Linked DNA regions of Homo sapiens: regions 1, 3, 4, 5 and 6 are each linked to region 2. Evidence: chromatin loops called from intact Hi-C (ENCODE). Cell type or tissue: prostate gland. All regions are shown on one strand.

The links. Peaks named below come from ENCODE experiments on the same cell type or tissue, not always from the same donor. Only the 100,000 strongest peaks of a DNase experiment are listed, where the experiment ranks them.
Region 1: it touches region 2 in a loop (2.6-fold over the local background); 26 of 110 quality-filtered maps call a loop at or near these places.
Region 3: it touches region 2 in a loop (1.8-fold over the local background); 11 of 110 quality-filtered maps call a loop at or near these places.
Region 4: a loop joins it to region 2, with 2.6 times the contacts of the local background. A loop is called at or near these places in 57 of 110 quality-filtered maps.
Region 5: a loop joins it to region 2, with 8 times the contacts of the local background. A loop is called at or near these places in 53 of 110 quality-filtered maps.
Region 6: a loop joins it to region 2, with 2.2 times the contacts of the local background. A loop is called at or near these places in 29 of 110 quality-filtered maps.

The regions. Positions count from the first base shown.
Region 1 is chr10:31,132,253-31,136,252 of GRCh38, reverse strand. All of the region lies in intron 2 of LOC105376481 (a long non-coding RNA gene), which reads right to left. LOC105376482 (a long non-coding RNA gene) reads left to right here and starts at 2,049. Exons shown (of 4, transcript XR_001747412.2): 1 at 2,049-2,133; 2 at 2,888-3,088. LOC105376483 (a long non-coding RNA gene) reads right to left here and starts at 2,353. Exons shown (of 3, transcript XR_930798.3): 1 at 1,452-2,353. RefSeq lists silencers at 1,920-1,969, 2,030-2,389. In prostate gland, no CTCF peak of the experiment used is centred here; a DNase peak (open chromatin) is centred at 2,422; H3K4me3 peaks cover 981 bases; H3K27ac peaks cover 1,124 bases.
Region 2 is chr10:30,782,055-30,786,054 of GRCh38, reverse strand. No RefSeq gene overlaps it. Among named protein-coding and RNA genes, the nearest start is that of LINC02644, 61 kb to the right of the region's middle. RefSeq lists a silencer at 613-922 and an enhancer at 2,409-2,909. In prostate gland, a CTCF peak has its summit at 2,019 (motif pointing left); DNase peaks (open chromatin) are centred at 614 and 2,004; H3K4me3 peaks cover 1,530 bases; H3K27ac peaks cover 2,820 bases.
Region 3 is chr10:31,601,416-31,605,415 of GRCh38, reverse strand. LOC124906892 reads right to left here and starts at 2,554. Exons shown (of 4, transcript XM_067756347.1): 1 at 2,097-2,554; 2 at 1,002-1,160; 3 at 689-785. The coding sequence starts at 2,394. It overlaps LOC105376484 (a long non-coding RNA gene), which reads left to right. Exons shown (of 3, transcript XR_930803.3): 3 at 1-2,382. RefSeq lists a silencer at 1,553-2,142. In prostate gland, a CTCF peak has its summit at 1,880; DNase peaks (open chromatin) are centred at 1,815 and 2,805; H3K4me3 peaks cover 1,751 bases; H3K27ac peaks cover 1,995 bases.
Region 4 is chr10:31,489,350-31,493,349 of GRCh38, reverse strand. All of the region lies in intron 2 of ZEB1 (zinc finger E-box binding homeobox 1), which reads right to left. Among named protein-coding and RNA genes, the nearest start is that of ZEB1, 170 kb to the right of the region's middle. RefSeq lists an enhancer at 1,924-2,043. In prostate gland, a CTCF peak has its summit at 2,037 (motif pointing right); no DNase peak of the experiment used is centred here.
Region 5 is chr10:31,807,183-31,811,182 of GRCh38, reverse strand. ARHGAP12 (Rho GTPase activating protein 12) reads left to right here. Exons shown (of 20, transcript NM_018287.7): 16 at 436-534; 17 at 1,876-1,953; 18 at 2,055-2,189; 19 at 2,432-2,534; 20 at 3,351-4,000. The coding sequence ends at 3,525. Among named protein-coding and RNA genes, the nearest start is that of MACORIS, 100 kb to the right of the region's middle. In prostate gland, a CTCF peak has its summit at 2,329 (motif pointing right); no DNase peak of the experiment used is centred here; H3K27ac peaks cover 839 bases.
Region 6 is chr10:31,768,954-31,772,953 of GRCh38, reverse strand. No RefSeq gene overlaps it. Among named protein-coding and RNA genes, the nearest start is that of MACORIS, 64 kb to the right of the region's middle. In prostate gland, a CTCF peak has its summit at 2,456 (motif pointing right); no DNase peak of the experiment used is centred here.

The DNA of each region.
Region 1 (4,000 bases), 350 kb before region 2:
AGGGAGAAGACTGTGTGGGGACAGCAGAGCTATCTCCAAAACATTTGTAGGGTAATATCATGTGCAAAAGAAATTAGATTTATTCCGCATGACTCCATAAGTGGAGACATATTTTGGTTTTATAGATAGAAGACATTTATGAAAAATAAGATTGTTACCCAGGCACGGTGGCTCCCACCTGTAATCCCAGCACTTTGGGAGACTGAGGCAGGAGAATCACTGGAAGCCAGGAGTTCAAAACTAGCCTGGGGCTGGGCGCAGTGGCTTACACCTGTAATCTCAGCACTTGGGGAGGCCTAAGCGGGTGGATCAATTCGAGACCAGCCTGGCCAAGGTGGTGAAATCCCGTCTCTACTAAAAACACAAAAATTAGCCAGGCGTGGTGGCACACACCTGTAGTCCCAGCTACTTGGAAGGCTGAGGCAGGAGAATAGCTGGAACCTGAGAGGCGGTGCTTTCAGTGAGCCGAGATCTCACCACTGCACTCCAGCCTGGGTGACAGAGCAAGACTCCCTCTTAAAAACAAACAAACAAACAAACAAACAGCCTGGGCAACATAGCAAGAACCCATCTCTGCAAAAAATTTAAAAAATTAGCCAGGTATGGTGGCACATGCCTGTAGTCCCAGCTACTCATAGGCTGAGGTGGGAGGATCCACTTGAGCCCAGGAGTTAGAGACTGCAGTGAGCTGTGATGGTACTACTGCACTCCAGCCTGGGCGAGAGAGTGGATCCTTGTCTCTAAAAAATAAATTTATAAAATCTGAGGTAGAAAGGGTCCCATCACTAACACTCCCTAGGGGCCATACAGGGAATTCAGTATTGGAAAAGGGTTGAATGAGGTGACTTCGAGGGTTCTTTTCCAGGCCAGGGAGGCTGCAATTCTGATGGCTCTGTAAATGCAAGGTTTTGCTGCAGGAAATTAAGGCGGAACAGGCATAGCGAGGTGTAAGGCACACGCAGGAGCACACAGATTGTGCTAATATATGAACTTTTGAACTTTAACCTTCTCTAACAAAAGAACGTCATGCCACATTGAAAAAAAAAAGGCCTTCCACTGCTAGAAATGAAAACATTCATACTTTAGTGTATCGTATTTTATAGGTTCATGTAGACACAGGGGCCAAATGAAACTGAACCAAGATCTTAGGCATTAAGTTACATTTTAATTTTACCTTTTCCCCTTTGCGATTCTGACATAAGCAGTAAAAATGAACCTGGACCTTTGACCTGAGCAGTAGATATATTTTTTAATTAAATTTTTTTTTCCATTCACCTGCGAACCTCTACTGATTGTTTCAGTGTCTTGGTCAACCGCTTTTAACAGCGAAACATTAAAGCCACTGCAAGAATAAACAGGAAGCTGGTGTTTAGGTGGGAGTTCCTAGGAATTTTATACCACTGACCACAGAGGCCAAAAGAGAAAGGAAATAGGAAAAACAGTGTAAATACCTGGGTGACTAATGACTTTGCACAGCTCAGCTGGCTTTTCTGAACATTTCATGGGACGTCTCTCCAGGGGAAACAACCTGAAAATGTTTCAGGACTCCGGGTGGCATTGAAGGGCCAGAGAGGGGTGTTTAGTGCACGCTGTTGGCTGGCTGGTTTTGTGGGTTTTGTTCACCGTCTACCGGGCAGAGAGCCTTTCTGCCGATGTCGCCAGATGCCTCTCTCCAAGCGAAATGACCCATTTGCATGCGTGGTGCAGACATTTTCCGGAGCTCCAGGGCTCCCAGGCCTCCCCAGGCCTCCGATTGTAAAGGATCGTAGGGCCACCCCTTTCCTTGTTCACATGGACAGCGCCTAAGAGGATTTAGAATCAAGTGGGCACATTTGCACTGCCTTGTTCTGAAGAGGCAGCTGGAGCGCGGACTGGCCTGGCGCAACCCACCGCGGGTCCCGGGGGACCGCATTGTCTCGGAGGGGCCGCCACAGGGGCTCCATTGTGAGCGGGGCCGGCCTTTTTCTCCTGCCCTCTGTCTCCCCGGGCCTCCCCTCATCCCCCCCACCCCCCCTCCACGCAGACTTTTCTCTCAAGCTGCCGGCACCCCCGGCTGCCGCATTTCCAATGCAGGGGAGCGGCGAGGCTCCGGGCTGGCCATCTGCACGCGGAGATTGACAGCAGTCCCGGAAGGTCAGCGCCTCAACGATTTCTGTCTGAACAGCAGGCCACCCAGGCCTCGCGAGCAAAACAAGGACATCTGCTCCCCTTAATTTAGAACGCTGGTTCTAATTTCTCCGAAGCCCCTTGCTTAACGCCCTCCTCAGGCTGCGGGGGAGGGGGCGAGGAGGGGCAGGACAGACGCGGCTGCCCGCCCCCGGCTCCCCAGCTCCCGGGGAGAGCAGCTGAGTCTGGCGGGAGTAGGGAGGGGGGTTGGGGTGAGGAGCCTGGTCACTCACGTGACCCGGGTGACGTGGCGCGGGGGAGGGGCGGGAGGGCGGAGTGGGCGCCGGGCCTGCCACGCCCGGGACGCACAAATGCTTCTGGGTCTGCAGAGGAGCAAGCTGCGCTGGCCCACGAGGCCCTTCTCCCCGGGGCAGATGGATTTCAGGCGCCCCCCACCCCTTGAGGAGAATATCAAGGAAATGGACAGAAGAGTATATTACAACTATCATCTCTGCCCTTGGCCTCGTGAGGGTCGCTGGGCTGGGACAAAGTCCTGCCTGGGCAGTTGACATCAAAATTCGTCGTGCCTTGCCTGCTTTATGTGGGCAAAAGGATGAAAGAATTGCACTTCTGTTGCGCTTCCACTGCTAGATCATAAGCTCCCTGAAAACACGTTGCATCTGTGTCTCTAGCAACTTCCACAAATGTTTGGAGAATAAATTAATGTGTGGCAGGGCGCGGTCCCTGTGAACTCTAACTGTGCTCTTTTTCTCTGTGACAGAAAAGGAGACATTGCAGAGAATCAACCTGTGCCTGCAGCTAGGGATTCGTTAATTACTTTGTTCCCTCTTTTCCTCCCTCCCTCCCTTCCTCCTTTCCTTTCGCTAACATTTTGATGGATACCTCATGTGTGCTGGAGATCAGGCGGTGGACCAGGGATACAAGAAACGAGACTCCTAGCCCTTGAGATGCTCTTCATGTGGTGAGGGGTGCTGCATACAAGCAAACAGTTCACCAGGGCTCTGGGTGACAAGTGCCATGGATAGCAGTAGGGCGGCCCTCAGCCCAGCTCCTGGGGAGGGAGGAAGGGAGGGAGGATGTCCAGGTGGAGGCTGGGTGAGTAGAAACTTACCAGGAGAAAGGCCCTTTGCCCACATAGGTCTCCCTGCATAGCCCACCCCCAGCCCATTCCCCTCCCACTTATTCCTCTGGCCTCAGGTGAAATGTCACTTCCCTGGTGCCTGGGCCAGATCAGGTCCTCCAGTTACAGGATCCTGTAGCTCTTTCATCTTCTCTTTTGTAATACTCATCAAATGTACAACCGGGCAAAATTCACCCTCCCCACCGGACTGTAAGTTTCGTGAGCCAGCACTGTGCCTGACTCCTCATGCCCCATAAATACTTGTTGAGCCAATGAATAGTCAGACTCCTCTTAAGTTAGTGAGAAATCCATACATACATTTTCTGTTTGGGATGCCAGGACAAGCTGTGACGGCTCCACTCCGAGTACCAGTGGGAACTGCCTGGTACCAAGGGGCTGTGGTTTCAAATTTATTATTTTGTGATATTCTGCACCTCGGTGATTTTGAAACTGCCTTCTTCCAAATGAGTGTCAAGTAGATGCTCCTCAAAAAGGGATCCTCGGGCAAACAGGTTTCTTTGCCAGAGGATTTTACAGAGCCTATGATGTGTTCATGTGCACTGTCCTCAGGCAGGTAGTTTGTTGAAGAAGCATCTAGTAACATTTGCAGCTGGAGGATATCGATGAAGCTCAGTGTTAACTTTGCCGCACCGTTTCTCCGTAACTCCTCCTAGGCTCTGAGAGATAGAAGGAGCTGGGATCAAGGGATCTGCACAAGATTAATTTGCCATAATGAAGGTCTACTCCTTCCCC
Region 2 (4,000 bases):
GGCCAATAAAAACAAAGCAGCAGGAATATAGAAGAAAAGGTGAAAGAAGGAGGAAGAACTTTCTGAGCCTGGAGGTATCTCAGGCCCATGGGTCCATGAGCAAAGTCTCTATCCACAAAACAGAATTTTCTAGTTTGCTTAAACTAGTTCAAGTCCGTTTGTAAAATCTAAAATGTAAGGACCTTGATGGATACAGGAAGAAGTAGAAAAGGTTACCCTACAAGTTGCCACCCCTTGGGAACCTCAGAACCTGCTGGCTCCTGCAGAACTGGGAAACCTAAAAATTCTCATGCAGAGCTGGGGAAATAAGGCCGCAGGAGAGACCTCTTGGGACGTTTCACTAAGTGGAAAGGAGTTTCTCCAGCCTAACAGCCTCTTGTCATCTCAGAGCAAACGCAAAGAGCCCAGAGAGGTGGAGTGACTTCCCCGCGCGCCCCCACAGTCCATTGGCTTGGGGCTATAACCTAGGTCCCAGGGCCGCCCATCTGCAAGGCTGCCTGAAACCCCAAGCATGAACTCTCACTTGGAATTAGCATCCCTTTCCCACATTCGGCCCCTGGGAGCAGCGGCCAGGAGGGAGCTATCGGGAGAAGTAAGCTCGAGTTGCTAGGATGGCGACAAATGACGCAGCTAATTCTCCTCGCCTGACTGGTCCCCGCGCCCTGGGACCCCGTGTCCCCGCGCACAAGTGCGTGCTCGGGAGTCCGGCCCAGGAGCAGCTGCGGAGGCCGGGCGGCCCTGGGAAGATGCCTGGCGGGTTGTCGGGGGAGGGAGGAGAGGGTACTGGGCTCGGGGCCCCCACTCACCCACCCCTGCACCGCGGGGGGCGGCGCTGGGCGGCCCGGGGAGGGCCAGCCCCGCCGAGCCTTTCAGAGTTAATTAGCCTTCATGAATATGGATGCCACCGCCGATTGAAGACGGTTGAGAGGTCGTAACCTGACCTCGGCGAGGCGTGCATAAAGAAAAGCCTACTTTTCTCAGCTTGGCTCCTAATTGAAAGCCCGAGTGGTCGGGCGCAGCGCGGAGGGTGTGATCGCGCGCCCCGCTCCCTGCGCGCTCTGGGGACGGTGGCGGGGGCGCCCGGGCGAGCTCGGGGACCCGCAGGTGTGTGCGGGCGGCCCAGCGCAGCTTCGCCGCGGCGGGATCCGAAGTGGGGATTTATTCTGAAAGCTTTCCTTTTCCATGATGGTTTTCATTTCCTGTAATTTAGAGCTGGAAGCATTTATGGAATATCACATGGTTTTCGTTTACACAGGAAATCAGCTGCAGTTGTGAGAAGATACTGACTTACTTTTTTTTGTTTTTGAAATCCTCCTCCCCACATCCAAAAAAAAAAAAAAAAAAGAAAAATTTTTGAAAAGACGAGCTGGCAGCATGTTTTGAAATAGTTCTCCTTTTTGATCCAACCTCACTGTTCTCCAAAGGGGACTGCAGTTTATTTCTGACACGTGGTAATCACTTTATGTGAAGAAACCCCAGCATCGAGAGATGCTTTTGGTTTTTTTCAGAGCAAAGCGGGGAGCTCAGAGGGGGTGGGGGCAGGCGGGGGGAGAGGGGGGCGCTCACAGCTGCGCCCCAGCTTCCTTTCTGGGATGGGAACGATTTCTAAAGGATCTTAGGGAAAGGAGCCTGCGAACCAGGCCGCCTTTGGAGCTGAACTCCCTCCCTCCCCGAGAAAGACAGCACTTACTGCCCCAGTTAACCTGCTGGGATCACTGCTTAAAACCTTAGAGTCGTAGCGCCGTCCCCCAACCCAGGAATCACAGTATAAGTCTCTTCTTAACCCAGCCCCACCCCATCACCCCAGAAATCATCAGAGAACCGCAGGGTTTTATCACAGAGATTGAGGCCGAGGTGGAAGAATTTGCAATTTGTTTTTTTCATCTATGCCCCCTGGTTGCCACTGAGTTGAAGTCAGCACTCTCTTCTCTCTTTGCTGGGGATGGTTCTAACCACTTCCCACCCTCCACCCCCAGTTCGGAGGCCAACTAGACCGCCGTGGGCAATAGCACCACCGTGTGGCCAGCCTCCCTCTCCAAGCCCCTTCCCCTGCCTTTTCTGGGATCCTCCCGGGCGGTAGCGTGGATTTAGTGGGGCTGGGATGGTCTCTGCCCACTTTCTTCTCCTCCCTGCAATGAGGTTAACACACAGGGCACCAGACGCTCTCCCTTCATGCCATCTACTAAGTAAGACATTCTGCAATGACGGATCCGTTTCTTTGATTCAAGGCTTAGCTCCCAATTAAACAGAAGATACCCTTGAAGAGATAAAATTTAGGCACCGATTTTAGGGTGAAACAGTGTATTATTGTTTCCCAAGGATTGAGTGGGCTCCTAGAGAAAGGAAGGAGGCCCAGCCTGAGACCCAGAGGGACAGGAACCAGCGCTGTGGCCATCCTTCAAGCCCGGGCCCTAGTCATTCATTTGGTGGGACTGGGAGGAGGTAGGGTGGTGGCTCTGGGAGGTGGGTAGTGACAGAGTCCTGTACACATTTCAGGGGTGTGGAGGGAGCCTTCTGAGAATGTCCAGACCTCATGGGGCCTCTAGGACCCAGGTGGCCCTCGATGGTCACTGTGTCCCCAGCAGTTGAGACCCATTTGACAGAGTCTCAGGCAGCTGCACCGTGACCATCTTCTGCTCCTCTCCCCAAGTCGATAAAACCAACAGCCATCTGTGTGAACATAAGCCCCGTGTTTTTATGGGCTGTCTACTGGCTGCTGCAGACAAGCCAGGATGGAGGCTTACGGCCGCAGCTCTCTCAGCCTCCAAATATGAAACTGTGTAATCCGACTCATTCTCTGAAACCAAATATTTGCAGGGACAGCCAGCAGCCACCTGGCTACCACATCTTTTGACCATGCAGGTCATTGGTGCTGTGAAAACGCCACCTGGGGATTTTTCTCAGCTTCTGAGGGGTCCGCAGGCAAACCTCCCCTCCACGACACAGGGCAGCCCACCCTGGCCTCTCCTGCTGCCCCCCAATTGGGGTGTGCAGATGAAATCTCAGTCGGGCCTGTGAGCGGAATGAAAGAAACTCTGTTCATTTCTGCAGGGGCTCTGGTGTCTGTCTGAGGCCCTGGTTTCCTCCCAGGAAACTGCACTTACCTTCTGTTGCTTATTACCTAATTGATGAACTATTTGAGTCTGCATGGTGCTACTTTGAGCTTCCTTAGCTTGGCCACTAGCTGAGCATTAAGGAAGTTGTGGAGAGCAGTACCTTCATGCCCCGCGCAATGATTTGGTACATTTCCAGAACGATCTTCTCCTTGTCAGGCTTCCCTCCCTCCTGCTCAGCAGCCCTTATTTTTTCTCCTCTCTCTTTCTCTGGAAATGTGGAGTTTATTGGTCTCTGCAGGGGGGAAATGATCAAAAACGTAATTATTATAAGCTGCAACCCCTGGCCAGCTGTTTGGGTTTCAGGGTGGTTCCCAGTGAGTCACTAGGGCACACCCTCTCTCTGCCTGGCTCCTCTGGGTCCCCCTGGCTTGGCCATCTGGAAAATGGGAGGATTTTTTAAGGGAGGAGGACGTTTGGGGAAGAAAACAGGCGCCTGGGAGCCTCTCTCTCTCTCTCTCTGTCTCTGTCTCTCTCGCTCTCTCTCTTTCCTAACCCCACAAACTTCTGAGAAGCCCCATGTTCCTGGCCAAACATGGAACTGTCTGGAGGGACCTGGGCGGGCTGCAGGCCTAGGCCCCCACCCAGATGGCCGCTGTGCTGCCTCTCCTAGCAAAAGCCTTTGCTGGAAGGGTGAGCAACCAGGGCCTTCTGTACAGATGACTTTACCATCCCGGACACCATTTTAAATAGATCGACATTTCAATATGTATTTATTCTTGTTGTATATACAAAAAAATTAATACAAAATAAAAAAAGCCCTGCTGGTGATATGCCAGGCTGAGATATATAATGATATTTAGCAGCAACTGTGTCATTCTGTGTTGTTGACAGTAAAATAAATTAACATAATAAACATAATTTGCTCAAAAACAGCTAAGGAAAAG
Region 3 (4,000 bases), 820 kb before region 2:
TGACAAAAGCTGTTGTGTCTCAGTGGTGCCTCTTACGATGCCCAAGGGAGATGACCCCTCAGGAAGAATGAGCACACCCTGGTGTGCTCAGGAAAGTTCCACGAAATTATCAATGGCACCTCTTTCTGTTATTGAGAGATCTCCAATTTGGATGCTGAATCATGTGGTCTGTCCACCCAATGCCAGGTCTGAAGCGATCGAGGAAAATGGCCTTTCGGGATGTCAACTTTGTGTGCTGCAGCCCCAGACCCATTGGCTGGAAGGAGTAACCCTGGCTTTCCACCTGCTTGTTCCTACCTCTTGTTTCTACCAAGGGAAACGGAGACTCCTTCAAAGTCTCCAGCACCTGCAGATTTGGAGTCTGAAGAGAAAGGGTCAGAGACAGAAACAAAGCCACCCTGGCCTGGCCTGCTGGCTGACTGCAGGGAAAGCCCACATACACTTGAGGCAGAAGGGAATGGCAATGGGCATGAAAATACTGCCCATACCCAAACTGTGTTCCCTGAGGCCATCCGATACACCCAGGGTGCTTCAGGGCAGTAAGTCCCAGAAACCACATGCAATTTCTGACCACACACTTCAGCTTTTCTTGGCATGAAAAAGGCAAGGGCCATGCCTGAATGGTTTTTGTATCTCCCACAGCGAAGACCAATGTCTTGCCCACAGTAGATTCTCAGTACATACTTACATGATCAATGGGATGTCCTTTTCAGGGCAGATTAGAATGGTCCTGTCTCGGGACAGGTGCCTCAGTTGGTGGCCTTGAACCTGGCTTGTAGACCTAACTGTGCAAGAATAGACCACAGGAAATGGAGCAGCTGAGGATGGGGGAGCAAGTTGGAAGGAGCTGGGGTGGAGTTTTTTCCTGACCCCAGCTGGTGATCAGCTTATGCCCTAAAGCAGAAGGATTAATAACCAGGGTAATTTTATCCCAGTCAGAATGTAACTACAGATGTGGGCTTATTGGGTGAAACAGCTAATCCCTTCTCCATTTGGCTCACTTGTGAAATACGATGAAATACGATGCCTGGGGCTATCAAAGCACGATTTCCTCCTGGGCCTGCTGCTGTGTGCAGCCCCACTCTCCTGGGCGAGAGGACAGCTGTCCGTGGACAGTCTTTTGGGCTCCTGCCTATTGGATGGACTGACTCTGCCGCTGACTGAGGGTGGAGGGGAAGGGAAGAGGCGTGTGGGTGGGTGTGTGTCTGTGGACTCGGGGAGGGGAGGGTGGAGTTGAAGGAAAATGTCAGGTGTTGGAGCGGACAGGCGCACGGAGACGCTGGAGGAATAAAAGACTCCTGGAAAAAACCTAAGATTCATTGCAACCCCAAGTCCCGAAGGCTAGAGGGATGGGGAGGCAACAGGAGGAGGGCGTGAGGCTAAGGGGGCACACCTGGTTGTACACGTGGCCCAGATCGGAGCCAGCAGGCCTCGGGTGCTGGCCACGGGAATTTGCAGCATGACCATAGTGGGAGGCTCTAAAGCCAGGAGAACTCAATCAAAGAGCTGCTGCTGATGGAGCAAAGATGAAAGGGTTTCCAGGCCAGCCAGTGAAACCCTTGGAGTTTTTCCCCGGGCAACCACCCTGGGGCGAGTAACAGGAGATACGGTTGGTGCCGAGGTCTGGGAGTCCAGTGCGGCAGCGGGAGGGAGGTAGGCTGGGAGTCCCGTGGGGCTTGAGGAGTGGGCGGGGCCCCGGGCGACGGGGCGTGGCCCCCTGAGCCGTCCGGAGGCCGAGCGCGGAGAACTCGAGAAGGGGCGGGGCCGCTGAGCGGTCCGGAGGCCTAGCGCGGGGAATCCGGAAGGGGCGTGGCCCCCTGAGCAGTCCGGAGGCCGAGCGCGGGGAGTTGGGAAGGGGCGTGGCCCTGCCCGAGCTGGCGCCAGGGAGGCTCCCACCTGCCAGGGGTTGTACATGGCCGCCCTCCCTCCTCCCGTGCTTCCCCGGGCGGGTCTCTGCGCGCAGTCTCCTGCCGGGCGTGGCCAGCCTTGCAGCTCATCCCCCGGGGTTGGCCGGGTGGTCTCCCCCCGCACGTCCCCGACTCCCAGACGCCTTTCCGCGGGGTGCGCCCGGGGCGCTGGAAGCCTGGATCACTTACGCCGAACGGCCCGGGCTCCCCGTGCCCCACCTCTTCTTCGCCCCTCGCGTCTTTTCCGTCCCAGGCTGATGGAGCAGGCGAGGTTAAAGCTTCGTTCCAGACACTTTAAGAAATGTTCCGGGGTTCTTGGAAGTTGTTTAGGAAAAGCAGAGTGCCTGGCATCCTCATCCAACGCTCCCGAACTAGAGACGGCATCTGGCTTGAGGGGTCGTGGTGGGCGGGCGGAAAGGCAAGAATGACCAGGGGCTTTAAATAAAATCTTTCCCATTTTTCCCTTTTCCTCTGACCTTGCCTCCATAATTAATCCTCCCACTGTCCCCAACCCCCAAGCCCAAAGAATATAGAGACTAAAGCCCCTTATCCCAGAGGGCTAGGTGAACCCCCGGGGTCCTCCGGCTCAGCCTGGGAGCCCAGGCAAGGATTTCGCTTCCAGGGCGGGCTTCAGGGTTGGGAGGCGCACATCGCCATGGCAACGAGTTCTTCCCGTGGGAATAAGAAACTCCCGAATGTGGAGCAAATTGGAAAGGGACCTTCCAAGAGCCAGCTGGGGCTCCAGGCAGGCAGGGTAAGGGGAGGTGGTCTGTAGGGGGTGGGGATGGGGAGGCACAGCTGATCCCAACCCGCGACCCTGATTATGGCGCCAGAGCTGTGCGTGTTGCCTCTGAGTCAGATGGGGCCACACATGCTGGACACGTGACATGACATGCTCTCCCATGGCTGCCAGTTGGCAGATGTGTTTGCTGACTTGCTTAGAACAGCCACTGCCTGGCTAAGTGGGACAGTTCCCTTCTGTGGGTCTGTTCCAACCTCCCCTTGGTGGTGAGACCAATAGCTCCTGTTGGGAGAACGAGTTTGAGCTATGAAATTCAGTTCTCTGGCGCCGAGGCCATTGATTTCTAATTACAATTTTTTTTCAAGTTTCAAAAATTTTAAAGTCCCAAGTTATATATGTATATATTCCAATTCAGAAAGGTGTAAAGAAGAAAAGGAAAGTGATCCACAACCCCCAATCCTTCTTCCCAGACATAACTATTGTTAACATTTCGTTGTCATTCTTCCAGATTCTTCATGTGCACATGTAGCTATATGTATGTAGGTGTATTTATATAAGCACCACAGACATGCAAAGCTGTCTAAAAATCTGTATCATCATTTCTTTTTTTTCTTTTCCTTTTTTTTGAGACAGAGTTTCACTCTTGTTGCCCAGGCTGGAGTGTAGTGGCGCGATCTCGGCTCACCGCAACCTCCGCCTCCCAGGTTCAAGCCTCAGCCTCCCAAGTAGCTGGGATTACAGGCATGCGCCACCATGCCCGGCTAATTTTGTATTTTTAGTAGAGACAGGGTTTCACCATGTTGGTCAGACTGCTCTTGAACTCCCGACTTCAGGTGATCCACCCGCCTTGGCTTCCCAAAGTGCTGGGATTACAGGCATGAGCCACCGCGCCTGGCCTATATCATCATTTCTAATGGCAACACGGGATATACCATGATTAACCTATTTGGTATTGCTGGACATTAAGTGGCTTCCCAATATTACCCTTCTATGTGATGATATGCATCCTTAGACAGTTTTGCACAACCAGTGTGCTAATTTTCTTAGGTAAACTTCTAGGATTCTGGGTCTAAGGGTATATGCATTTAAACTTTCAATGCACATTCCTGTAATCTGGGTCAGTGGATTTTTTAGGAGCCAGTGGGCTTTATTTTCTCCCCTATGAGTAGTAGGAATCAAAGGGAAAGGTCCCTTATATATGGTGTTTGAGTTTGGATTCCCCTTGAAACAAAATGTGAAACAAGAATCTGGGCATGAGTCGTATTTTTCAGAGGTGATACAGAAAGCGCTCTGAGCAGTGAGCAATAAAAGGTACATTATTGAATGGGTTATTGCTGGAGCACTCTGAGAG
Region 4 (4,000 bases), 710 kb before region 2:
AAAAAGGTGGGCTAAAAAATAAGTCATGAAATATTACTCAGCAATAAAAAAGAACAAACTATTGATACAAGCAACAGCTCAGATGAATTTCCAAGAATTTATAGAGAATGAAAAAGTCAGTCTAAAAGGTTACATACTGTATGATTTCATTTATGTAACTTTCTTCAAATAACACAATTGTAAAGATGGAGATTAGTGGTTGCCAGGGGTAAGGAATGCGGCAAGGTAGAGGGACAGGGGTGAACATGTAATGGGAAACGAGAGCCTGTTAGTGACAGAACTGCTCTGTATCTTGACTGTATCAATGTCAATATGCTTGTTGTGACATTATATTATGTTACCATTGGAGGAAACTGGGTAAAGGGTACACAGGATTTCTCTGTATTATTTGTGAATCTATTATTATGTCAAAATAAAAAGTTTAATTTAAAAATAAGTCAAAGGCAAATATCTCAAATTTAGACCAAAAGAGCTTATGGCTTGTTCTTTTTAGTCATAAGATGAAATTCCTAGTAAATAAAAACAAGGATGGAAAATGTGATTCATTCTAATAAAAATCCAGAAGACTTACTATCATTTGCAGGATAACATAGTTTAAGCTGAAGGACTGATTATTTAGCATATGTGTTAAATTCAAAAACTTGTATTTTTTGAAATTCACACCCATGTGTTTCTAACCATTTCAAATATGTTCATGGGAATATCTTACTGCAACCTCTAAGAAGGCACAGTAAATGCCTAACTGAATCATATTTCCCTTTCCTGGTTTGTCTACTCCTCTTTGACACACATTCACACATGCCATGCACATTTATACCTGTATAGATACTCCTTGACTTATGATGAGGTTAAATATTGATAAACCCCGTTATAAATGGAAAATATCATGTCAAAATGCATTTAATACGCCGGTCCTACTGAACAACACAGTTCAGCCTAGTCTACCTTAATGCTCAGGACAATTACAGTATCCTACAATTGGGCAAAATCATCTAACATGAAGCCCATTTTATAATAAAGTATTAAAATCTCATATAATTTATTGAACACTATATTGAAAATGAGAAACGATTACATGGGTCCTTGGAGTGTGGTTTCTATTGAATACATATTTCTTTCACACCACTGTAAAGTTGAAAAGTCTTAAGTCAATGTTGTAAGTTGGGGACCTTCTCTATACCTTTCCTGAAGTTGCTCCCTCTGCCTAGAAAGCCGTTACCCAGTCCAAATGAGTAACTTCCACAGATTTTTAAAAGGCCAATTCACATCTCTCTCATTCTGTAAGTCATCGCTGAGCCAGCTTTCTGCTATTCCTACCCTATTCCCTGCTAAGGGAAAACTATCAAAAAAGCGAATGCCAACAGATTCCTAAATTCAGACCTGAATGTGTTCAAACTTTAGAGATGAAATGTTTCACTGTATACTTTTCCAGATAGTTTCATTTTCCTGCTCCTGTATCTTCCAATTTATAATATGTATGTGAATATTTGGGGTGTAACTGTATAGCAAAGTTAAAACAAATGCAACTCACAACCTCCATGAACACCCATTAACTTAGATAATGATTAAAAATATATACCTGAGGTCAGATCCAGTTAATATGGAGAATCCACAAACTGTTTATGTCTGCTACTGAATCTAGATAATAAAACTTGAGAATGAAGGAAACGGTTATTTAAAGACTCTAAAGGGTAAGTCACAGCAGGTGGACTGGAGAAGATGACATGACAAGAATTCAGAGTAGCACAGGGTGATTCCCCTTACCTTTTTCTTTCTTCTTCTTTTTTTAAAAGGTACCCCTGGCCTGGATTCAAGGGAGCTTAAAACCTGAAAGTGGGCCCTGGGGCATGGCAGTGAAGGCTCTAGGAGAATCCTTATAGTTTAGGCTCAAGGAGCAGGAAAAGTCTCAAAGAAGAGAAAAATTGCCCTTTTCTCCTTCATTCTCTTGCATCCTAGCCTTCAAGGTAGTAGCAGAGATAATGATAACTGCAAGAATTTAAAACTTTGAGGGAGGGAAAACTTCCTCTCCAGTAGGAGGAGCTGTGGCCCTAAGAGTACAATATAAACTCCACTGAGCTCTTTCTCTCCCTGTCTTCTTTCAGCTCTTCTACAGGCATAGATGCAGGAAGCATGTGGCAAAGTAGGGTAAATAAAGTCCCAGAGTTTTGGCTAGAGGACTGAAAAGCAGAGTCTCCAGGAACTCAAAGTACTGAGATCATGAAAGAGAGAGGCTCAGGAAAGTGACCTCATAAGGCTGTTTATGAACTCTTGGGTTTATGCTCAAACTTCTCATGTGTGAATCTGATCACAGACTGTGAGAAACTAAGTATAGACAGACAATTACCCATGTTCTAGATTGGACCCTGGGTGGTACATGAAGGACAGATCTGAACAGCATTTCAAAGGCTTTGAAAAGTGAACCAGTTGTGGAATCAAAACCTATATACTGGCTGGAGACTGCATCCCGAATACAACTGGATAAATTGCCTGTTAAGCAAAAAATATCAAAATTCTCGATAGGATTTAAATAAGACGAAGTATTAGTCTTATTTAACTTATTAATCTCACAACATAATACTTGAAATATCCAGAATATAATCTCAAATTACTTGGCATGTGAAGAATCAGAAAAAGTCTCAAGTCACATAGGAAAAGATGATCAAAAAATGGCAACATTGGGAAAAAAAGATGTTAGAATTATTAAACTAAGACATTAAGACAACTATTATAAAAATGCTCCAAGAAGTAAGGGTAAACACTGTTGAAAAGAATGGAAAGATAGAATGTCTCAGCAAATGGAAGATATTTAAATAAAAACTAAAAGAAAATTTTAGAACTAAACATACAGTAACCAAAGTTTAAAAATCACTGGATGGGCTTAATAGTAAAATGGAGATAAGAGAGCAAAGACTGGTGAACTTGACAGTACATCAATGGAAACTATCCACTTTGAATAAGACAGAGTAAAAATATTTATTAAAAAATAAAGAGTCTCAGGATAATGCAGGACAATAATAAAATATCTAACTTTCATGTCACTGGAGTCCCAGAAGGAAAAGAGCTGTAGTGCAGAAAAAAAACTGAATAATGTTTAAAAATTTCCCAAATTTAGTGAAAGACATAAACCAACAGATTTAAGAACTGAACCTCAAATAGTAACCTCCTAACCCCCCAAATCTAGGCTCGAACCCATCAATCAAACACTAGGCTCAAATCCATCAATCAAACTAGTTTAAAAAAATACTAAAAAGAGCCAGAGGAAATAATATATAATTATAGGGGATCAATGGACTACAGAGTTATAATCAGAAATCATAGATTCCATAAGAAAGTGGAACATGTTTAAAACAAAAAATATCTGTCAGCTCAAAATTCTAAATTCAATAAGAATATCCTTTAAAAAACGAAGGTAAAATAAAGACATTCTCAGATAAAAAGTATAGTTCATTGCTGGCAGATCTGTTCTAAAAGAATTACTAAAGGAAGACTGTCATAAAGAAGGTGAAATGAGGGACACTTGGAATGTCGGGAATAAAAGAAGAAGAGAAATGATGTAGTACATATAAAAACTATAAAATAAAGGAGGGAGAATAACAAGACTTACATGAAAGATTTATACAATCCACTTGGCAGGGTAAAAGATTGATTCTAAATAGACTGTGAAAAGTTAGGATGTACATTCTAATCCATAGAGCAACCACTAAAAGAAATCTATACAAAGATACATAGTCAAAACTAAATTAAAATGGAATACTAAAAAATATTCAAATGATCCAAAACAAGGCAGAAAAAGAGGACCAGAAGAGTGAAAATACAGAGAGAAAAACAAAAAACAAATAATAAAATGATAAACCCAAATCCAAACATAAAACATTTTATGAAATATAAATGGCCTAAACAAACCAATTAAGGGCAGAGATGATCAGAATAGACCAAAAATAATAAAAAAAATCCCCATTAATATCCTATCTACAAAAATTTCTTCAATTATAATTACATA
Region 5 (4,000 bases), 1.0 Mb before region 2:
CTCAAGTAGGAAGTAGACAAGATAATGTGAAATAGTAACAAATGCTGTGAATCTAACACAGTAATAAAATAGAATGTGTCTAGAACTGGGTTCTCTTAGGTAAGGATGGTCAGAGGGGTTATTAAAGTAGGTGACATTTTAGCTGAGACCAGGAGTGATAAGAAGGAGCCAAATTGGGTAGAAAATTGCTTTCTGCAAAAGCAGTAGAAAGTACAAAGAATTTTCAGGCAAGAGTGAGTAAGGGTTTGTATGAGTTTGGAAACGAATTGTTTGAAGTGAAAAGAAGTAGGCAAGATGCATATTGCATAAGGCATAGGGCCATGTTAAACAATATTTGGTTACGCTGGATGTTTCTGTTGCACTCTGAATGGTTAGCCATTTCATGAACTGAATTTCAGCAAGGTGATTGACTTTTTAAAAATAAATCTTTTTCAGATCAGGTATTTGGATCCAATCTCGCTAATCTGTGTCAGAGAGAGAATGGCACAGTACCAAAGTTTGTGAAGTTATGTATTGAACATGTTGAAGAACATGGTAAGAGAAGGATTTTGATTTTTTTTTTTAACATTAAGCAAACCAGCTTCTTGTTTTGCCATCAAAATTCCTAGAATTTTTATGATTTTGAGTGATGCAAACAGAAGTTCCTTATAGTCCTAAGATGTTAAGAAAATAATTTTGTTTACAAATACTTACATGTTTACACCTGTTTCAAATTAAGATCTCTCCAGGCATCTGCTGAATGTTTGGTACTCACAGTTAATTAAGTATATGCTATTCTTTGATGCCATTTCATTTAAGCATTTGCTTAAAATGAAGAAGGTAGTGATTGTGAAATTGAGCTTGTTTTTAAGAAATAATTTGACAATGTATAAGATCCGAGGAGATTGTGTTTACTTACTAAGTTTCTTCTGTCCTAAAAATCAGATGACATTTTAAATGGTTAAGTCAACCACAAATGTCTCACGAGATAAAAATTTTTATGTCATTTTCTGTAAAATAGGACAAACTAATTTCTATTGTGATTAATTTAAACATAGCTATAATATTTATACTAGTTTTATATACATTAGTATATTGTAATCACATTAACTTATCTCTGTATATCATGAAAGAGATTTTGTACAATTAAAACACATAATTCAATTTGTAATTTCTGCCAGTTACAGATCTCTTGTCCCACTGACTCTTCTTGTCAACATGGCAATAGGGATACTACACTATTGTCTTAATTTGAAGCTAAATGAATAGTACATTCAATAATGTGCTTTAGTAAATTTGTACATTATTATCATTTAATGAATACCTGAAATTTCGGGGCTTAATTGTATGAATTTCAGATGATTCTGTTTCACATATAAAAGAAAATAATAAATTATAGCAAATTATGTATTGTTTTTATAGAACCATTAATTTAGTGGTTATATTAAGTTTACTTATTACAAACACTTAATATGACAGATGCCTTCAATAAAGTTTTTACAATATGTGCATTTACATTATAAAATGGTATGCAAAATATGCATGGGCTGATTTTACCTGCTGACTTCCTTTAATTTTGAATTATCCCCAGATGTTTTCAGAAATTTGAAATTGTTAGTGTTTTAAGATTAATGAAACCATTTCCTTGAGCTGATTCACAGTCTATATGATGAGCAGAGTAGAATTACTGCTGTTTATTAAACAGAATTCAGAGCGAATCTCCATCTCTCTCCCCTGCCAAGCATCTACCAGAAGCCATTTAGAGAAAAAGAATATTTGCCCATTTGATTTTAGGCTAATGCAAATGAGTGGGAATTCTGACACATGCAAACGTGTTCAGAAGAGGCAAAGAAGTACTTTAAACACACACACACACAAATTATTATTGTCTCTTAGGTTTGGATATTGATGGGATATACAGAGTAAGTGGCAACCTCGCAGTGATCCAGAAACTAAGGTTTGCAGTCAATCATGGTAAGATTATATTTACTGTTGTTATTCAGATGCATCACTCATAACTTTTTGAACTGGCTTAAAGTAATTTTTTAAAATGTCCAATTCCTGCTGTTTTTCAGATGAGAAATTGGACTTGAATGACAGTAAATGGGAAGATATTCATGTCATTACTGGAGCCCTCAAAATGTTTTTTCGAGAATTACCAGAACCTCTTTTTACATTTAATCATTTTAATGATTTTGTTAATGCAATTAGTAAGTATGTAATTCTACTCAGTTTTTTCTAGATATTGAAAATTCTTTGCACAGATTAAGCCACCCAATTTTTTTTATCTTACTTTAAGCAAGTATTTTCAACAGATTGTTTTACTCCAAACATTTTAAATGTGACCACCAGATGTCACTGTGTATTACCAAATATCAGCTTCCAAACTGTGACATTGCTTTCAGTTTCATAAGAATTTGCTGTAAAATATCTGGTTATTATCTTTTTTCAGAGCAAGAACCAAGACAGCGAGTCGCTGCTGTTAAGGACCTAATCAGACAGTTGCCAAAGCCAAACCAAGACACAATGCAGATTCTTTTCCGACATCTCAGAAGGTAGGAGGACTGCCCAGTCATGGGATGTGGTATAGCACAAGGGGAAGCGGGAAGGCCTGTGGGGCCAGGGTCACTCAGACTCAGATTTGGATCCCAGCTATGCTACTTGCTGTCTTTGTAACTTGAAAAAGTTACTCAACTCCTTTTAGTATCAGTCTGTCATGGGTAAATGATTTGCTATGAAGAATACAGTAAAGTAGGTATTATATGTGAAGTATTTATGTAATGCTTAGCACATAGTAGGTGTTCAGAAATTGTTGCTAAGGTTAATATGAAGATGAGATTGGATATTAATTGAGGTGTATTAAGTTACCGTCATGGTTCTAGGTTACTACATAGCCACTTTAATAACCAAGTTCTTTCATCTGATAGAAAGTACACTAGAATACTAAAACAAAAAATCCCAGCTAGAGAGAGTTTTTTTTTTTTAAAGAAATTACATAAAATGAGTAAAATGGAAAGTTTAATCTCCACACCCTAATGAGATTTTTTTCCCATCAACTTAATGGAGCAGTCACTGTTACCTGAATTGTAACTCATACTTAAATGTTCTATTTTAAAAACTAAGCTAAAATATCACACATTTTAAGTTTGTTAGAGTATGCTTAATTGTATCTTTCAGCTGTGTTTATCAAAAAGAAAGCTTCACATGGCATTTAGACAGAATTCTACTTGGTTAAATAGTTTATGCATCACCTTAGGAAAATAAGTATTACTTCTCTTTTTAAAATGCAAACTGTTAGGTTTATAATACCATTTGAAGAATTTTCCCTCTCTCTTATTTTCTCTTTTAACAACTTCTTTTTTTCCCTTCAGAGTTATAGAAAATGGAGAGAAAAATCGAATGACCTATCAGAGTATAGCAATTGTTTTTGGTCCCACTCTATTAAAACCAGAAAAAGAGACTGGTAATATAGCAGTTCATACTGTGTACCAGAATCAGATTGTAGAATTAATTCTTCTGGAACTGAGTTCCATCTTCGGACGTTGATTCTTACTGAAGACAACCTGTGGAATAGAAGCTGGATTCCATCAGATTTCAAATGTTTATACACAATGTATTTTATTTTTTGGACCAAGCAGTGACTCTTTGATTTTGCACTTTTTTTTTGAGGGATCAGAAGGGAAGGGGAGAGTCGAGATGTGTGTTAGGCCCTCATATTTGCTGCTTTGTTGCAAGTTGATATAACTGCGTGTAATTATGAATTCATTTTATCCTGAATGTTTGCATTTCATACTCTGAATTTCAGTAAAAATCAAAACTTAAAATTCTAACCAGTCATATACACTGGATAATTTGGTAAGAAAACTGTATTTTTTTTCCCTGAAATTGGATAATGTACTTTCTTCTCAAGATTCATGACTTGATAGAACAATACTTTCAGTTATGTTGCAAAGGCTCTTGGGCATTTTAAACAAAATGAAGTATATCCATTTTGAAACCTGTGTATTTCTTTTTCGGGGTT
Region 6 (4,000 bases), 990 kb before region 2:
CTGGCCTCAAATCCTCTTGCCGTCACCCAAAGTGTTGGGATTATAGCTGGGGGTCACTGCACCTGGCCTGGCCCAAGACTTTGATCTGAGAAAAAGAAGACACTCAGGGGCCACATAGGCTGAAAGAACCCATGGCCGGGCAAGGTGTCTCATGCCTATAATCCCAGCACCTTGGGAGGCTGAGGCAGGTGGATCACCTGAGGTCAGCAGTTTGAGATCAGCCTGGCCAACAAGGCAAAACCACGTCTCTACTAAAAATACAAAAATTAGCCATGTGGTGGCTCACGCCTATAATCCCAGCACTTTGGGAGGCTGAGGCAGGTGGATCACCTGAGGTCAGGAGTCCGAGACCATCCTGGCCAACATGGAGAAACCCCATCTCTACTAAAAATACAAAAATTAGCTGAGTGTGGTGGCCCATGCCTGTAACCCCAGTTACTTGGGAGGCTGAGGCAGGAGAATTGACTGAACGTGGGAGGTGGAGGTTGCAGTGAACCAAGGTCGTGCTACTGCACTCCAGTCTGGGTAACAGAGCAAGACTCTGTCTCAAAAAACAAACAAACAAACAACAACAACAACAAAAACCAAAAACAAACTCAGTGCTGGTCTTAGCAGTAGGGCCAGTAAAAACCTTACCTATGAGATGTGTGTCTAATGGGAAGGGAACCCCAGGGTGTGGTGGATGACAGACAGCTCAGGGATCCTAGTTGGTTCCCTAACTCTTCTAGGGTCTCCTCCTGCTCTCCCTTGGCACTGATGTGTCTCAATCTGGGAGGCAGGAGGAGGAGAGGAACATGGGATTCTGAATGGCCATAGTCAAGGTCAGGCAGTCTGTCCTGGCCACCTCAGGGATAGACCCTAGGCTCCTGTCAGGCCTCGTAAGACTTGTTGACATAGAAGAGAGAGGCCACGTGCACTAAACAGCATTGGCAAGAAACCAAAGAAAGCTCTACATTCAATGGAGGTATGGAGTGGAGGGGCTCAGGACCTGCAGGCTGAGCAGCACCAGGGAGAATACAAAGTCTGGGGTCTTGCTCTGTCGCCCAGGCTGGAGTGCAGTGGTGGAATCATAGCTCACTGCAGCCTCAAACTCCTGGCCTCAAGCAGTCCTCTTGCCTCAGTCCTCCCGAGTAGCTGGGACTACAGGTGCATGCCACCATGCCTGGCTAATGGCCTCCGGCCAATGGCTTCACGTTGCCCAGATGCTAGATGAGTCTATTTCTATTTAGCATGTGATTCTCCCCGCCTGACATGAGAACCCAAACCCCACCCTCTGGTATGTGAGGAGGACAGGACACAAAGTCTTGTGAGGTTCTCTTGGAGGTCATTGCTTAAGCCCAGGCTGTCAGAAAGTCTGCTCTGGGACAAAGTTGGAGGCTGGGAAATGTGCCTTCTGGCTTGGACTTTCTTATCCCCTCCCTGGCTTCTGGTGCCCAGCCAGTTTCCAGACAGCCTACAGCCCACCTGGACTGCTCTCAGGGAGCTGAGGCCTGACTCAGCCTCTTGTTCATTGCTCCCCTATCTGGACACAGTCATCTCTGCTGGCGCATTCACGCCGAGGGCCAGATGTGTTCTCTCGCTCTTCCGGGATGAAGTGTGTACCCTGACTTAGTCCATTTCATGTTGTTATAAAGGAATCCCAGAGACTGTGTAAGTTATGAAGGAAAAAGGCATAATTGGCTCACAGTGTAGATATCTGGAAAAGTTCAAGACTGGGCATCTGACGAGGGCCTCAGGCTGCTCCACTCACGGCAGAAAGTGAAGGGGAGCTGTTGCATGCAGAGATTGCATAGTGGGAGAAACCAGGGAGGCCAGGCTCTTTTAACAATCCACTCCCCAGGAACTACGGTGAGAACTCACTCACCCCCAAGGGGAGTGCACTCATCTATTTGAGGATCCACCCCGATGGCCCCAACACTTTCCACCAGTCCCCACCTCCACCATTGGGGATTGCATTTCAACATGAAGTTTGGAGGGGACAAACATTACAACCTTAGCAACCCCACACCCACTTAACCCAAAGGGGTGCTAAATTAGCACAGGTGATGACAGGCATGAAGTATTGTTAGATAAACATTTTGATTTGCCTCCTGTCATTTATATGAATAAATGTCACGTGCATGTACATGTGTGCGCACCCTACACTTTTTAGATAAAATAGCATTTCCTATATATCCTGGTTTCGAACCTGACTTTTTCCGTTTAATATATTGTAAATGTTTTCCCATGTGCTTATAGTCTTCCATAACACAATTTTAAATGACTCTAAAGGATTGCCTTGTGACCCTCAAAGTGAGGCACATGCCAGACAATCCACTGGGTGAGGGAAGGAAATATTACAACTTCCTTTCATCTTTATTTTTATCTAAAAACAAGGCAGAAATGAAGCTTTATTACTTTCTAATACCCGGCCTCCGTTCTGGTCGGCCTGCACATGTGGTGCCTGTGTGGTCCTGCAGGGGGCAGAGGGTTGACAGTGGCACCTGCACATTTCTGTTTGTTCTGCATATTGCAATTTACTGCAGCTTCTAAGTGTTTGGTTAAAGAGATTATATTAACTAATAACCTTCACAAAATAGACAGGTGGCTTAATTTCTAGCTAAGAAAATGCAGACTGTAGGCTGCAAAACGTGAGAGGTTGGGAGTGGGGTGAGGGTTGAAAAATTACCTATTGGGTACAATGTTCACTATTCAGGTGATGGGTTCACTAAAAGCCCAGACTCCACCACTACGCAATATATGCATGGAAGAAATCTACATTTTCATTTTGGGAGGTTGAGGCAGGTGGATCACTTGAGGTCAGGAGTTCCCGACTAGCCTGGTCAACATAGTGAAACCCTGTCTATACTAAAAATACAAAAATCAGCCAGGTGTGGTGGCACACACCTGTAATACCAGCTACTCGGGAGTCTGAGGCAGGAGAATCACTTAACCTGGGAGGAAGAGGTTTCAGTGAGCTGAGATTGCGCCACTGCACTCCAACCTGAGTGACAGAGTGAGACTCTGTCTCGAAAAAAAGAAAAAGAAATCTGCACTTGTATTGCCTAAATATATAAAAATAAAAAACTGCAGAGCACGAAAAGAGAACGAGAAAATGGCTGAGTGGATTCTTTTTCAGATTCCATTGTGAACTCATCATCATTCTTGTTAGATGAGAAAACAACAGTATAATCAGATTTGAAAAGGAGTCAGCCAGAAATATATTAACATTTGAGAAGATTATGTGAATCATAGGTATACAGTCATTTCATTCATGATGGCCTTACCCTAAGTGCATATTGTACCTTGAGGTATAAGCTAATGAGAGTATCGCCATAGGCAAGACAGTTAAACAATTAACAATGAAAATATAAAGACAAATCTCAACATCCTTTCACTGATGTTGAAAGTCATGCAATCTTTCAGCCCCTAAACATTTTTACTAAACTATTGATAATAAATGTTTAGAAGCTTAAAGGTCACATCACATGGTAAAACTGGCCAAAATAACACATGAAACAAATATGGGGAAGAATTTAAATACAGCATTTCATTGCAAAATACTATTGAAGGCCAGGCGAAGTGGCTTACACCTGTAATCCCAGCACTTTAGAAGGCTGCGGCAGGAGGATCGCTTGAGCCCAGGAGTTTGACACCAGCCGGGGCAACATAGTAAGACATTGTCTCTACAAAAAATAAAAAATTAGCTTTGTGTGGGGGCGCATGCCTGTGGTCCCAGCTACTCAGAAGGCTGAGGTGGGAGGATCCCTTGAGCCTGGGAGGCCAAGGCTGCAGTGAGCTGTGACTGCACCACTGCATTCCAGCCTGGGCAACAGAGTGAAACCCTGTCTCAAAAATGAAATGAGCCCAGGCGCGATGACTCATGCCTGTAATCCCAACACTTTGGGAGGCCAAGGCGGGTGGATCGCCTGAGGTCAGGAGTTCGAGATCAGCCTGGCCAACATGGTGAAACTCCTTCTGTACTAAAAATACAAAAAATTAGCTGGGCCTGGTGGCAGAT